Linked DNA regions of Homo sapiens: region 1 is linked to region 2. A link is an interaction called in ENCODE POLR2A ChIA-PET data of the cell type or tissue named here. Cell type or tissue: IMR-90. All regions are shown on one strand.

Evidence for each region. Peaks named below come from ENCODE experiments on the same cell type or tissue, not always from the same donor. Only the 100,000 strongest peaks of a DNase experiment are listed, where the experiment ranks them.
Region 1: POLR2A ChIA-PET joins it to region 2 with 11 read pairs; 2 of 35 experiments call an interaction of 5 or more read pairs at or near these places.

Annotation. Positions count from the first base shown.
Region 1 is chr16:89,797,889-89,805,888 of GRCh38, forward strand. It overlaps FANCA (FA complementation group A), which reads right to left. Exons shown (of 43, transcript NM_000135.4): 7 at 7,392-7,504; 8 at 5,371-5,453; 9 at 1,717-1,750; 10 at 1,278-1,344. Among named protein-coding and RNA genes, the nearest start is that of FANCA, 15 kb to the right of the region's middle. In IMR-90, no CTCF peak of the experiment used is centred here; DNase peaks (open chromatin) are centred at 4,083, 7,443 and 7,883; H3K27ac peaks cover 843 bases.
Region 2 is chr16:89,194,763-89,202,762 of GRCh38, forward strand. CDH15 (cadherin 15) reads left to right here. Exons shown (of 14, transcript NM_004933.3): 14 at 100-730. The coding sequence ends at 393. It overlaps SLC22A31 (solute carrier family 22 member 31), which reads right to left and starts at 5,775. Exons shown (of 9, transcript NM_001384763.1): 1 at 5,716-5,775; 2 at 4,951-5,054; 3 at 4,651-4,805; 4 at 4,261-4,429; 5 at 3,890-4,035; 6 at 3,680-3,788; 7 at 3,360-3,574; 8 at 2,536-2,647; 9 at 999-1,543. The coding sequence starts at 5,739. The coding sequence ends at 1,237. RefSeq lists enhancers at 4,055-4,678, 5,927-6,549 and a silencer at 6,842-6,931. In IMR-90, no CTCF peak of the experiment used is centred here; a DNase peak (open chromatin) is centred at 7,019; H3K4me3 peaks cover 1,137 bases; H3K27me3 peaks cover 2,892 bases.

The DNA of each region.
Region 1 (8,000 bases), 600 kb after region 2:
CTGTCTCAAAAATAAATAAATAAATAAATAATTGGCAACTAATTACAAAATATAAAAATCGGCAGGTCAGTGGTTGTTACCTGACTCTCAGGACATCAGTGTGAGTAATCTTATCACACAGATTATAAAAAAAAGCCCTTGCCACAGACTAAACTGTATCCCCACAAAGTTCCTCTGTTGAAGCCCAGCCTCTCAAGGTGGGGTGTTGATAAGGCTGAGGTGATGATGAGATGACTGCCCGGAGAAGACACCAGAGGGCTTGCTCTCCCCTCTCTACCTCATGAAGACACAGAAAAAGTAGGTCTCCTGCAAGCCAGGAAGAGGGTCCTCACCAGAACCCAACCCTAGGGGCACCCTGACCTCCAACTTCCAGCCTCCACTGCTGTGAGAACACATCTGCCGTCCACACCGCAGTCTCTGGCACTTTGTTACAGCAGCCCAAGCTAACTGATGCACATGTAAACATTCAGGAAATCACACAGTGCTTTATTCACTGTTTCAGTAAAAGTACCGAACGGTACAACACATTTAATTGAGCAGTTAAACAGTTACTGTGAGGGATGGGAAATGAGGAGCAAAATAAAGAATGAAAAGGTTGACAAGGCCTGGAAACAGTGGCAAATTCTACTGGTTTCTCAAGACTTCACTTCAAGGTCCCCTGCCCACACTAGAGGGAAGCAAACCCCAGAGCCCCATTTCCACCAAACCCCGATGTCCACCTTCCACCCAGCCCCCACTCCTCAGCTTCCGCCTCCCGACCTGTAAGGGTCTCCGCACATCTCCACAGAGCCATGGAGAGAAAAAGCTAATAGGGCCAAGCTTTGCCTACTGGTGAATCTGAGCAGGATCTGTGGAGGCCAGGCAGCGGGAGTCTGTAGAGGCACAGCTACAGTGTGTTCTAGAAATGTGGGGGGCTGAGAGGCAGGGCCAGCTCTAGAGCCTGAATCACACCCAGGGAAGGAGGAGCAAGGGGAGACTCCACACAGGAGGAGGTCACAGTGAGTGGGACAAACATTGGTGCAGGACTTCCAGAGGCGGAACAGGATACTGCAGTGGGCGCACCTTCCGACCTCATCCTCACAGGAAAAGGCTGACCAGAGCGTTCCCCGGGCTTTCCCATGGTCGCCTCCTCCTCACGCACGTTATCGTAACTGGCAGAGGAAGTGTGCTCAGGAGCGGGCTGCTGAAGCTCTGGAAGTGTTTAAAATATCTTGGCTCTTTAATTTGGCAGACACCTCCCTGCTGCACACTCAGGCAGGCCACCCTCAGGAACATACCAGCACCTCACGATCTTGTGAGTGGAGGACTCCTCCTGTACTCCAGCAGCCAAAGCGTCAAGTGCAACTGAAGACAGAGCCAGGAACAGAAAACAGATGTCAGCACACGGCGGCAGCCCACCAGAAACAATCCCCAGGCGCTTTCAGACAACAGATCCACTTCAACCCCCCAGAGGGCCCACATCCATCAAGACTTCTACAATCTGTAGGCCTTAATCAAAACACACAGACAAGAAAATGCTTCCCTGTGACCCACAGATTCATGAGGTATCCCTTCACAGCTCTGAAAATGCCAAAACAAGGGCATTCCAGTACCAGGACTCTGCACAGTGAAACATACAGAGGAGAAATACCTCAAATGGAAAGGCAGAAAACTGATACAATTGCTAATAAGCAAACTAAGTCATTTACAGTCTGGGCTGCAGTGCAATTAACTTACAAATCAGCATTCTCTGCAGTACATCAACCGTGACCTGTCAAAATAGAATGTGAGTTACCATCTTGGTAATCTTCTGTAATTTGTGTGATACCTGCATCACACAAGAGAATTATTACTTGTTACTCTAAAGTAAAGAAACGGCACTTCAGGAGGCCGAGGCGGGCGGATCACGAGGTCAGGAGATCGAGACCATCCTGGCTAACATGGTGAAACCCCGTCTCTACTAAAAATACAAAAAATTAGCCGGGCGCAGTGGCGGACGCCCTGTAGTCTCAGCTACTCGGGAGGCTGAGGCAGGAGAATGGCGTGAACCCGGGAGGCAGAGCTTCCAGTGAGCTGAGATAGTGCCACTGCAGTCCGGCCCGGGCGAAAGAGCCAGACTCCGTCTCGGAAAAAAGAAAAAGAAATGGACTTTACAAAGAGATCAACTTTAAAAACCCTCATAGACCTAGAAATTACTCCAGTACCGAAGGGACCTAGACAGAGTGAAAAGGCTGAACTTTCTGGAATTACCCTAAGACTGCTCTCAGCATGGCCTGAGGCCATGAGCCTAGGGCTGGGCAGGACACTTTTGCACGCAGAGTTTTGCTGAAGTACTTCAGTGAAGAGAGGAAAGCTCAGGCCTTGAATCTGGGCTGTGGAACTAAGGACTTTCACCCTTGATGCCTCTGGAGCCAGAAGACGGTGAGAAGGTACCATTGTCCATTTCCCTTCTTCACATCTCCTGGGCTTAAAGCATACCACTACTCAGAGAGCAACTCATGGTAACAATAAAACAGACTTCCTCAAACAAAGCCCACAGACTGCAGTGTAGGCAAAATGGGAGCCACTGGCTCAGGAACCTCCAAAAGGGAATAAAAATTTGGGACGTATCCAAAACTATCTACAGATTCAATGCAATCCCTATCAAAATACCAATAACGTTCTTCCCAGAAATAGAAAAAAAGATTCTAAAATTCACATGGAACCAAAATAGAACACAGATAAGCAAAGCAATCCTGAGGAAAAAGAACAAAGCTATAGAATATAGAAATCACACTGCCTGAGGTCAAAATATACTACGAGGCTACAGAAATGAAAACAGCATGAGGTTGATATAAACATACACACAGACCAACGGAACAGGATAGAGAACCCAGAAACAGGCCGGGAACTGTGGCCCACGCCTGTAATCCCAGCACTTTCGGAAGTCGAGGTGGGTGGATCACCTGAGGTCAGGAGTTCTAGACCAGCCTGACCAACAAGGTGAAACCCTGTCTCTACTAAAAATACAAAAAAATTAGCTAGGTGCGGTGGCGGGTGTCTATAGTCCCAGCTACTCGGGAGACTGAGGCAGGAGAATAGCTTGAACCCGGTAGGCGGAGCTTGCAGTGAACCAAGATGGCACCACTGCACTCCAGCCTGGGAGACAGAGCAAGACTCCATCTCAAAAAAAAAAAAAAGAAAAAAGAAAAAAAAAGGCCAGGCACGGTAGCCCACGCCTATAATCCCAACACTTTGAGAGGCCAAGGTGGGCGGGTCATGAGATCAGAAGTTCGAGACCAGCCTGACCAACACTGTGAAAGCCCATCTCTACTAAAAATAGAAAAACTAGCCGGGAGTGGTGGTGGGCGCCTGTAGTCCCAGCTATTCAGGAGGCTGAGGCAGGAGAATGGCGTGAACCCCGGAGGCGGAGCTTGCAGTGAGCCGAGATCGCGCCACTGCACTCCAGCCCGGGCGACAGAGCAAGACTCTGTCTCAAAAAAAAAAAAAAAAAAGCCAATGTCACTAATCATCAGGGAAATACAAGTCAAAGCCACAATGAGCTATTATTTCACTCCAGTTAGAATTATCATTATCAAGAAAACAAAAAATAACAAATGCTGGTGAGAATGCAAACAGAACTCTTATATGCTATCAGTGAGAATGTAAATTAATACAGCCATTATGGAAAATAGTATGGAGATTTCTAAATAGTTGGGTAGTTCTAAAAACAGAACTACCAGCCCAGAGGGTCTCACTTTCACCAGGCATGGTGGATCACATCTGTAATCCCAGCACTTCAGGAGGCCAAGGCAGGCAGATCATGAGGTCAAGAGATCGAGACCATCCTAGCCAACAGAGTGAAACCTCACCTCTACTAAAAATACAAAAATTAGCTGGGCATGGTGGTGCATGCCTGTAATCCCAGCTATTCGGGAGGCTGAGGCAGGAGAATCGGTTGAACCTGGGAGGCAGAGGTTGCAGTGAGCCGAAATCGCGCCACTGCACTCTAGCCTGAGCAACAGAGAGAGACACCGTCTCAAAAAAACACAAAAAAACAAAAAAAAAACCAGAACTGCCATATGATCCAGCAATCCCATTACTGGGCTTACAGCCAAAGGAAAGGAAATCAGCCAGCTGAAGAGACATCTGTACTCCTACATTTATTGTGGCACTATTAACAATAGCCAAGATATGAAATCAACCTGTGTGCCCAACAAGAGATGACCGGATACAGAAAACGTGGTATATACACACAACGGAATACTGGTCAGCTTTAACGGAGTCTCGCTCTGTCACCCAGGCTAGAGTGCAAGGCGCAATCTTGGCTCACTGCAACCTCCGCCTCCTGGGTTCAAGCAATTCTCCTGCCTCCACGCCTGTAGCTGGGACTACAGGCATGTGCCACCACGCCCGGCTATTTTTTTTTTTTTTTTACTAGAGACAGGGTTTCACCATGTTGGTCAGGCTGGTCTTGAACTCCTGACCTCAGGGGATCCACCAGTCTCAGCCTCCCAAAGTGCTGGATTATAGGCATGAGCCATTGAGCCCAACCTCAGCTATTTTTTTCTTTTTCTGAGATGGAGTCTCTGTCGCCTAGGCTGGAATACAGTGACACGATCTGGGCTCACTGCAAGCTCCGCCTCCAGGTTTCACGCCATTCTCCTGCCTCAGCCTCCTGAGTGGCTGGGTCCACAGGTGCCTGCCACCAGGCCCGGCTAATTTTTTCTATTTTTTTAGTAGAGACGGGATTTTACCATGTTAGCCAGGATGGTCTCGATCTCCTGACCTTGTGATCCGCCCGCCTCGTCCTCCCAAAGTGCTGGGATTACAGGCATGAGCCACCATGCCCGGCCAGCTATTCTTTTTTTTTAAAGTGAAATCCTGTCATTCACAGCAACAGGAATGCAACTGAAGGCCATTATGTTAAGTGAAATAAGCCAGGCACAGAAGGACAAATATTGCATGTTATCACAAATATGTGGGAGCTAAAAAGTGGCTCTTGTGGAGGTAGAGAGTAGAACGAGAGATACCAGAGATGAGAAGGGTATATGCAGTGGGGGAACGAAGAGAGTTGGTTAATGGGTACAAACATACAGCTAGACAGAAGAAGTAAGTTCTAATGTTCCACAGCAGAGTGAGGCGGCTATAGTTAACAACAGATTGTATATTTCAAAGTAACTGCAACATGTGAAATGTTGCCAACACACAGAAATGATACATACTGGAGGTGACGGAGACTCTAAACACCCTGACTTGATCATTACACTCTATGCACAAAACAAGTATCACATGTACCCCGTAAATAGGTACAAACAGCACGTTTCAATAGAGAGACACGTAAATACATTTCAACACTTGGAATAAGGACGGCTCCTTCCGCTAAACTCTTCACTTGACTTTTCCTCCTACCTGCGGCATTTTTTCAGGCTCCACAGTTCTTCTCAGATCTGAGTTTTTCTGAAATCCCCTCAAAACAAACATTTGAACAAAATCTGAAAAACCATAAAACCAAAGTTATTTATGGACATCATGGTCTCCAAGCAACTGTGAATGGCACAGACCATCCACTTCAGAGGGGCGGGTGAGCATATGGCTTGGGCCCACCAGGACCCCTGTGAGCTGCTCCTAACCTGAGGAACGCTGCAGAAGTTACTGCTCACCTGACCACAGCTACACTAGCGTTCACCAAACCCAATCAGGACCCTTAGATGAACCAGATTTTTTCCTCTTGCACTTCTATTTGAAAGGGAACAAGTTTATAGTCAGATTTTTTTCTTTTTTTTTTTTTTTGTGAGACGGAGGCTTGCTCTGTCGCCTGGGCTTGAGTGCAATGGTATGATCTCGCTCACTGCAACCTCCGCCTCCCAGGTTCAAGCAATTCTCTGCCTCAGCCTCACCAGTAGCTGGGAATATAGGCGCCGCCACCACACCCAGCTAATTTTTGTATTTTTAGTAGAGATGGGGTTTCACCATCTTGGCCAGGTTGGTCTTGAACTCCTGACCTCATGATCCACCTGCCTTGGCCTCCCAAAGTGCTGGGATTACTGGCATGAGTCACCCCACCCAGCCCAATTTTTTTCTCTTAAATAAAAGTGGTTTCCAAGGGAGGTCTTATGGATTGTCTTGCCTGCCAATCTCCAATACCAGAGGGTCTAGAGGGACCCAGAAGCATCCTATTCTGAGGAATGTGATGGGGGAGGAAAGGCATTCTTAGCTTTTTAAAAAATAAGACCAAGAGGACTGAAATCCACAAGATTTTCTAACTTTGATTTAAATTTAACCTATCTGGTACCAGGTTATAGTAGCTCAGGAATGCTAAGTCGCTCATGCCACCAAAAAGCTTTAGGAAAAAGGAAAAAACCCACAAGCTACTGTACAGATCAGTTTCTCATCTAATTTTTATTTGTAGGTGTCACTTGTAGTGGGATGGGTCTCCCAGCAGGTGTTCCTCAGAACCCAAATATCCCAGAGAGGATCTGAGAACTCACCAAGGAAAAGAGTCTCATCACTCAAACACAGCAGGCAAAGAGCCAGAAAACGAGCTTCAATGCACCTTAGAGACAGGTGGTGGGGCGGTTCTCTAGAGCTGTCCTGCCGCCGTCCAGGAGTGCGCTGAATATAAGTCCTGACAAACCCAACTACTCCTCAAGCTGGATTGGTCCAAGCCATTCTCTGACAAGCCCAACTACTCCTCAAGCTGGACTCTGGTCCGAGCCATCCTCTGACAAGCCCAACTACTCCTCAAGCTGGACTCTGGTCCAAGCCATCTTCTGACAAACCCAACTACTCCTCAAACTGGGTTGGTCCCTAGTCTGAGCCATCCTCTGGTCTCTCAGCACCTTCTTAGTTTGTGGGGGGACATTACAGTCCCAAGTTTTTCTCATAATATCATTCCTCAGGAAGGCCAGGCATAGTGGCTCACGCCTATAATCCCAGCACTTTGGGAGGCCGAGGGGGGTGCATCACGAGGTCAGGAGTTCAAGAGCAGCCTGGCCAACCTAATGAAACCCCGTCTCTACTAAAAATACAAAAAAAAAATTAGCCGGGCATGGTGCCACGTGCCTGCAGTCCCAGCTACTAAGGAGGTTGAGGCAGAGAATCACTTGAACCCAGGAGGCGGAGGTTGCAGTGAGCTGAGATCGCGCCACTGTACTCCAGCCTGGGCGACAGAAGGAAGCAGCTGCGGTCACTCTATGGGAAAGGTGAATGGAAACACTTAAACTCATGTCAAGGCCGACTTACTAGTATTTCCACATCAGTCAAGTAAAATGCAACCCCACAACAGGCTGAGACTGGGAGTCTGTCATGCCAGGTTCCCACGGCCACGGAGAGACAGGCTGTTCTGCCTCGCAGAGCTCTTGAGAGCAGAAGGCATTATCACAGATCAAAATGAGTTTTACCCAAGAACCCGCATCTTGTCATGAACGCACCAGAAAGCATGGCCCTGGCGACGTCAGCATGCTGGCAGGATGCTTCCATCTGTTCACAAAGGCAGCACAGATTCCTGAAGAGCCACGATCCCACAGCATGCATGTCGGGATGGCTGGAGACACACACAGAGGCAGACGTAAGGCTCAACTAAATCCCATCATCAGGGGATTGAGTTGAGCCATATGTCCCAATTTTTTTTTTGAGACAGTTTTTTGCTGTCACTGAGGCTGGAGTGCAGTGGCGCAATCAGTCACTGCACCCTCGACCTCCCAGGCTCAAGCAATCCTTCCACCTCAGCCTCCTGAGTAGTTGGGACAACAGGCGCATACCACCACGCCCAGCTGGAGGTCTTACTACTTTGCCCAGGCTGGACTCAAACTCCCGGGCTCAAAACAATCTCCCACCTTGCCCTCCCAAAGTGCTGGGATGACTGGTGTGGCACTGTGCCCAGTCTCAAGTTATTTTCTAATTTCCCTTGTGACTTCTTTGACTCATTATGTTAACTTTCAAATATTGTGGATTTTCCCAATTCCCTTCTGTTGTTTATTCTAATTAAATTCATTTGTGGTTAGAGAACATATTTTGAATGATTTCAGCCCTTCTAAATT
Region 2 (8,000 bases):
GCCCGTGCCTTGAGCTGACTTTGCCCTGGGCTGTGGCCACGGCGGTGGGGCACCCGCTGGCCCCTCCATGTGTCTTGAGCTCTCCGGGCCTCTTTATAGGGCTTGGAGGCTGCAGATAGTGACCCCAGTGTGCCGCCTTACGACACAGCCCTCATCTATGACTACGAGGGTGACGGCTCGGTGGCGGGGACGCTGAGCTCCATCCTGTCCAGCCAGGGCGATGAGGACCAGGACTACGACTACCTCAGAGACTGGGGGCCCCGCTTCGCCCGGCTGGCAGACATGTATGGGCACCCGTGCGGGTTGGAGTACGGGGCCAGATGGGACCACCAGGCCAGGGAGGGTCTTTCTCCTGGGGCACTGCTACCCAGACACAGAGGCCGGACAGCCTGACCCTGGGGCGCAACTGGACATGCCACTCCCCGGCCTCGTGGCAGTGATGGCCCCTGCAGAGGCAGCCTGAGGTCACCGGGCCCGACCCCCCTGGGCCTGGGGCAGCCTCCTTCCTGTAGGCGAGGGCCCAAGTCTGGGGGCAGAACCTGAGTGTGGATGGGGCGGCCAGGAAGAGGCCCCTTCCTGCCGGGGTGGGAAGAGTTTCTCTCCATCGGCCCCATGCGGGTCACCTCCCTAGTCCCACCTTTGCCTCCTACCAGTGAACCTCATCTTTGTATGAAAGACAGCAACCTCCTGGGTAAATCTGAATGAAAAACGTGCTAGTCTCTTTCATGCAGGACGGGCGCCCACTGCCACACTGACCATGAGGGGGATGGGGCCAGTGAGGCCTGGCCTGGCAGGGACCTGAGGGCCAGGCCCCCATACCACCCTGCTTGGCTGGGGCAGGAGGCGGCCGGGGGCTGCCACTACCTGGACAGGGGCTATGGAGCAGCCGCTGACACCCTGGCTCCTTGCTGGTGAGCCCAGAGGTGGGGAGCAGGCACAGGTGAGACCCTTCCAGGCCCCAGGTGTGGCCTGAGGGAAGAACCAGGGAGGACGCCAAGTTCCACAGAAGCCTTTATCCTCCACACCTACTGGGTGTGGCTGGGGGGAGACCCAGGGCCTCCCAGTGCCTGGGGCCTGGCTGGAGACACCTTCACGCTGTCCCCACGGCTCCACCTGCACTGAGACACGGGCTTCTGAGAGGAATGTGTCTGCCCTGGACCAGACGTCTGGGGTACTCAGCCATGCCCCAGGCCTTGACTTTGGTCCCATCCTGGCTCCCAGGGCCACCAGGCAGGACTAGTGCTGCTCGGGGGTGTGGCCGGCCCAGTAGGAGTTGGAGGGCGGCAGCAGAGGCAGGTGGTCCTGGCGGGGGCGGCCCCGCAGGAGTGGGGAGCGGCGCAGGCGGTCGGCGTCCTGCAGTGACTGGGGCAGCCCCCGGCTTCGGCTCTCAGGCAGCAGCAGGACACACAGCAGGGCAAGGACAGCAAGGGAGGCGAAGACGACTTGTTGCAGGAAGAAGCCCTGCCGGCCGTGCAGGGTGTCCAGGGGGCCGGCTGCCTGGCCCAGGAACCCGGCCCCCAGCACCAGGCCCAGCCCGGCCCCCCTGTGGGACAGAGTGTGTTGGGGGCAGCCAGCCTCCTGGCCCAGGAACCCGGCCCCCAGCACCAGGCCCAGCCCGGCCCCCCTGTGGGACAGAGTGTGTTGGGGGCAGCCAGCCTCCTGGCCCAGGAACCCGGCCCCCAGCACCAGGCCCAGGCCGGCCCCTCTGTGGGAGAGAGTGCGTTGGGGGCAGCTGGTGGGGCAACAGATTGGGGGACACACATGTGACTCCAGAGTGAGCAGGGGGAAGGCCCGGCCTCCGCACAGCCTAAGGTTTGCTGGCTGAGGATAATTTGAAAAATTGTTTTGGAAAAACCTCCTTCCTCTCCTGGAGCACTTTTTGCTCTGTTCAAGACTGGAAAGTGGCCGGGCACAGTGGCTCATGCCTGTAATCCCAGCACTTTGGGAGGCCAAGGCAGGCGGATCATGAGGTCAGGAGATCGAGACCATCCTGGCTATCATGGTGAAACCCTGTCTTTACTAAAAATACAAAAATTAGTTGTGCGTGGTGGTGGGTGCCTGTAATCCCAGCTACTCAGGAGGCTGAGGCAGGAGAATCGCTTGAACCAGAGAGTTGGAGGCTGCAGTGAGCTGAGATCACACCACTGCACTCCAGCCTGGTGACAGAGCGAGACTCCATCTCAAAAAAAAAAAAAAAGAAGAAGAAGAAGATCGAAAAGTGATGCTTTCCCCGAGAATTCTGCCATTTCTGGAGGCCTCCTCATCTCTGCCCCCACCCCGCACTCCTGGCTTCAGGCCTGCGTGGCCTTCCCTCCCCTTCCCAGTTCCTGAGCCGTCTGCCCAGAGCCTTCTGTGAGCAGTGGCCCCCACCATCCAGGAGCAGGGCAGTGCTTTACCCCGAGTCCTTACTGGATGGAGGAATCACAGGCAGGAACCTGGGTGGGGTATGGGGACAGGGCCTCCTGTCCACCTGGCCCCTCCTCCCCATGAGAGGCCCTGGACCCTGCTGTGTGGCCGGGCAACCCTGAAGCTCACCTGATCACCGTGGGGAAGACCTCGGCCGCGAAGAGGCTGCTGAGTGCGGACACAGCCCGGGAGGCCAGGAGCCCCAGGACAGAGAGGAACAGCACAGTCCAGCCTGGCAGATCTGGGGACAAAGAACAGGGGTTCCCAGGCTCTCTCCCCAGGCCTTCCACCCTGGCCACTCAGGGCCCTTCCCCAGAGAACCACACCACTGTCTGGGGACCCACTTTCCAAGCCTCCTTTTCCAGCCCCCCTGAGAAACCTGGAGGGGGAACCTGTCCTCTGCAGCCTGATTCCAGCCTGGCTTGGATTCTAAGGATGTTAGAATCCTGACCCCGAGCCGCAGCCACACCGACCACCTCCACTCGGGCCCACGCTCAGCTACTGCTGTGCTGTCCACTGTCTTTGCAATTTCGAGAACCGTCCTAAAATCTCGAATACGTTGGAAGCAAGGCCTGCATTTCATTTTGCACCTAGCTCCACACACCATGTGGCTGGCCCTGAGTATATGGGCCCTCCCACACCAGTCCATGGCCGGCCTCGGCCACCTGGAACTCTGGGCAGAGCTTTTACCCAGCCCGGCCTCTTGACCTCTCATGCCTGTGCTGCACTCTGTGGCTGGGGCAGGTGTTTTAGGCTCAGACAGTTTCCTTACTTTAGGCCAGTCACAAAAGATCCTTTTGGGCCTTCCACAAGGATCAGAGGAAAACAAACAGCAGCTGGCCTTGGGCTGCCACCCCAGGCTGCTCCCCTGTCGGCACTATGGCCCCCTGGTGTGGCAGACCGTCGGCCCAAACACAATGGCTCCTGTATGGCCTGCGGGGCCCCAAGCTCACACTGGGCCCCAGCGAGGAGCAGCAGGGATGCCAGGCCTGTGACCATGGTGCCCAGCAGCAGCACGGGGCGGCGTCCACAGCAATCTGCCGTCAGGAGCAGGAAGACCAAGGCTGCCGCCTCCAGGCCGGCCTCCAGGAAGTAGGGCAGGTAGAAGGTCGGCACCTGAGGTGCCAGGCTGCGGCGGAAGCTAGCTCTGATGCCTCCACCAACCAGCCTGGGAGAGAGAGCAAATCTATGGGCCCAGCCAGAGCCGGGGACTCTGGGGACCATATGCCCACCCCGGGGGATGGTGCAGGACCCCAGCCCTTCCTCGACTCACGAGCTGAAGCCCAAGATAAGCCCGTTTCTCCAGGTGACTCGGGTACGCAGAAGCCCCAGTGGGGAGTGGTACCGGGGCTGGGGGCTCCGTGCAGACAGCATGGTCAGCTCTGTAGCCGCAGAGATGTGAGGGGAGGGGGGTGAGGAGCTGTGCCTCTCCGAAGCCCTCCTCCAGTACCTGAATCTCCCTCCTCCCTGGTAGGCGCCTGACCTGTAGCCAGGGAGTTCTCCTCCAAGGAACTGTCCCCGGGGCCCACGCCACTGGCTTCTGCAAAGCGCCACAGGATCTTCCTGGCTCGAGCTACCTGACCTGTGGCCAGCAGCCAGCAGGGAGACTCGGGGAACAGGGCCGGGAACCTGCAGCGTTGGTGAGGATGCCCACGGCTCCCTCCACCTCCTCCTGGAAGGAGAGGCAAAGGCCAGGGCCCCCACCCCACCCCCAGGCTCAGGGGCAGGACATCACTGTAGTTCTCTGTGACCCTGTAACCCATGCGTTTACCTGGCATGGGATACGTCGGTGCAGAGGGAAGCTACATAGTCAGCCCCGATGAGGGCTGCTGGCCCAGCTCCCACCACACTTACCCCCAAAAGAGCAGCAAGAGTCCACTCATCAGGGCACCCAGCCCCTGCAGAAGACGCCAGTCCTGCACAAGCGCAGCCAGGCCGGGCAGCAGCAGGGTGCCCACCACCGAGAAAAGGCCAGCCCCCATGGAGAAGGCCAGGCGGTGGGGAGGGTCACACAACTCCAGGCCTGGGCAGACACAGACAGGTTGAAGTGGAGGCCTCGGGGAGGACTGGAACAGTTCCATTGGGAACTGCGGGGACCTATTGGTGACCTGCCCAGGAGCGGGATGCCCAAGGGACTCACTGCTCACTGTCCCTGCAGCTCGGGGCCCTCGGCAAGGGAGCCTCAGAGGCCTGCGGGCCACCCACTGCCCCTCCCCCAGTGACAGCAGCCCCCAGGGTACTCACGAGCCAGATACAGGGCGAGGAGGGCCCCTGCCAATGTGCCCCCGTGGAGTAGGCGCAGGACCAGCAGGGTAGGGAAGCTGGCAGCCAGGGCCTCACTGGCCCCCAGGCCTGTGGTCAGCACCAGGGAGGCCACAAAAACTGCCCGGCGTCCAAACCTGGTGGGCAGCGGGGGACATGCTTGGACAGGGTCAGGATAACCCAGGGTCCAACCTTCATCCTGGCAGCACCAGGTCTAGCTGAACCCTGAGAGTGGGCGGAGGGGAGGGCTGCTGGGCAGCAGGAAAAGGGAAGGGGCCTCACCGGTCACAGCCTGCTCCCAGGATGACACAGCCCAGCAGCCAGCCCAGGAGGTGGCTCACCTGCTCCAGCGGGACCTTCCAGCCGTCTCCACACACAAGGTTCCACTATGGGGAACAGCAGCCACGTGGAGGCCAGCTCAGGACCCTCCCCTGGGGACAGGTGCAGGGAGTCCCAGAATGGCTACTGGAAGGGGCCCTCCATGTCCTGCTCAATCCCTCCGTGGAGAGAAGGGGAAACTGAGGCATGAGAGGGCAAGGGGCTTGGTCCAGGTCACACAGCAGCCTCTCTGGTCTCCGGCAGCCCCTGCACAGGGGTCGGGGGGATCTGCCCACCCTAAGTTTTCTGCTTGTCCCTAGATAGGGCCTCCCCCACCTCCGCACACCATTGCTCTTCCCCCACGGCCAGCTCTTGTCCGACCCGTTTCCACCTCCTATTCCGAGGGACCCCGGGGACACCCAGGGCCTTGGTGGCGTCATAGACACAGCCCCCACCCCAGCCGGCCAAGGGTCATAGCCATGACACAGGCCTAAGAAATGAACCCCAGCACCTGCGCTGGTACCCACGCCCTCCCTGCCCTGCCCATTTCAAGAGGGACTCGGGCAGCGGCTGGAGAGCTGTGCTCAGCGGCATTTCCCGGTGAGGCCCTTGACCCTTGACCTCAGCTCTGCGCCTCCCCCCACCCCTTCCGGTTCCTGGGTCTTCTTGGCAAGCTTAATCTACTGCTGGGGGCCGTGCTATGCCCGAGATTTTACTTTCAAACCTGACGTTTTGGGAAAGCTGATGGGGCATTCCTGGATCCAGGCACCAAACAGGAGGAGGGCAGGTGGGAGGTGGGAGGGAGCAGGGTGGAGAGAGAAGCCCGGCGGGTTCCAGGGCCCCAGGCAGCCCTTGTGAAGATGTGGCAACCCCGTTCCAGTTTCCACACTGGGGCCAGTCCTCCCAGGATGGGGGATGGGGGCCTCGGGGTAAAGGCTGCCTCAGGGGTGTGCAGGTCTCAGCCCCAGCGCGGAAAGGCATGAAAGGGGCCTGGAGGTCCCTGCCGCCCGCCTCCCCATCTCTTCTCACGCAGATCGTCAAGGTTTCCCTTCAGGCAATGCAGTCTCTAGCCCAGCCTCTGCGCACCTCACTGATGGGAAGCCCACCTTCCCCAGTCTGTGCTGACCACGTCAGTCCCTCCAAGCAGAGACTCTGCCTTGGAAAGCCAGCCCAAAGCCACGGTCTGCTGAAGACGCTGGTGGTCCTGAAGCAAATTCCAGGCCCTGCTCCCCCACCGGCGCCTTCGGCTCCAATCCTCCAGCGCCCCAGGCCGCCCCGCGCCTGGCAGCTCCCAGGCCCAGATTCAGCCCCCGCCCGGCCCCTCTCCGCGGGTCCGGCCCGTGCGCGCCCGTCTGCGGCACCGTCGGGCCGGCGGCCGCCCCGGAGCAGGAAGCCCAGGAGGACGGCCGGGGGGCCCGGGTCAGAGGCGCCAGGTAGGATGGAGAAAGGACACCCAGGGCCTCGGCGGGCTGGGGGCGGGGAGGGCTGCGGGGCAGCAGGGACGGGGGCGCACCTGGGTGACCGGGCTTTGCAGGAGGCCGGCGCCGGGCAGCGCGTAGAGCCAGCCGCGTGTGCAGGGCCGGGTGCCGTTGCGTGCGGGCGCGGGGCGCGGGCCCGGGGCGGGTGCAGGGCGCGGGATCGGGGTAGCGCAGGAGCAGGCAGGGGCTCGCGGCTCGCGTGGGCCCCAGGCGCGGGATGGCGGCGTCCAGCAGCGCGGGTCCGCGCAGGGCGCGCAGCGCTGGGGGCAACAGCGTGGGGTCCGGTCGGCAGTGGGGCGCGGGCTGCGCGGTAAGCAGCTCCTCGGAGCTCAGCACCAGCCCCAGCACTATGCAGGGTACCCACGAGGCGGAGGCCAGCAGGCGCCGGGCCCGGCCAAAGCCGCCCGCAGCTCTCAGCACCCGCGCCTCCTGCTCCATCGGTCGCAGGCTGCGCTCGGGACGGGGCGGGGCCTGGACCAGGGCGGGCTCCTGGGGCGGGGCTTTGGGGCGAGGCATTAAGGGGCGGAGCCTGAGTCCAGTGGAGGCGGGGTGTGGGGGCGGGCGGTGTGAGGGCGGGGCCTAAGGCGTAAAGGGGCGGGGCCCGATCTGGGGCATAGGGCGGGGAGGTTGAGGGGCGGGAAGGTTGAGAGGCGGGGCTTGCGGCCGAACCGCGAGGGGGCGGGGCCCCGTGAGGGCGGCACGTGGGGGCCGGGGGCGTGGCAGGGGCGTGGCCGGGAGCGCTCAGGTGCCCTCGCGGCGCAGGTGCACTCAGGTTGCCCGGGGGCGCGCGGGCTCCGGCCGGCGTCCCGGGGTGGTCCCCGCGTGGGGCCGGGGGCGTCCGCGCGGGCGGGGCGAGGTCGGGGAGGGCAGCCGCCCGCCCTCCTCGGCGCTGGGAGCTTTCGGCTGGTACTGCGGGAGGAGCTCCCGGGTGACCCGCGGGTTCTGAAACCGCCGCTCGGGAGCTCGGGGCCTGCGCTGCGTCTACGGGGCGAGCGAGGGAGAACTGACGCCTTTCGCCCGGATCCTTCTCCCCTTCCGAGAACCAGGTAGGTCGCGTTTATTTTCAAGTCCGACTGTTTTCGCGGTAACATTTGTGGGAAACATCACGGTGGATCCTGTGGGTCGCTGAGTTTTCTGACTCCCGGTTTGTCTTATTTTGCTTTGTCAGTGGGCTCTGCGCTCGCGTTAACAATTCGAATGGGCACGTTTCTGCGTTTCAGAACGCTGTTCGCTTCCTCACACTTAGATTGAGGTGGAACTCACGTCACATAAACCGGGTCGCAAGGCTCAGCTCAGCGGGGCCCCCCCAACAGTGTTGCGGGACCAGCACCTTCTCGGGCTCCGGAACAGCTTCTACCCGAGCAGAGCCCGCCCGTCGGCGGCCGCTCTCCGCGCCCCTCCAGGGCCCTGCAGCCCCCGCCCTGCTCCGCGGACCAGCCTGTTCTGACCTCCGTTCAATGGAGCCCTACGTGCTGTGGCCTTTTGTGTTCCGGCGTCTTTCGCTTAGAATCGCGTCTTCAAGGTTCGTCCCCGGTG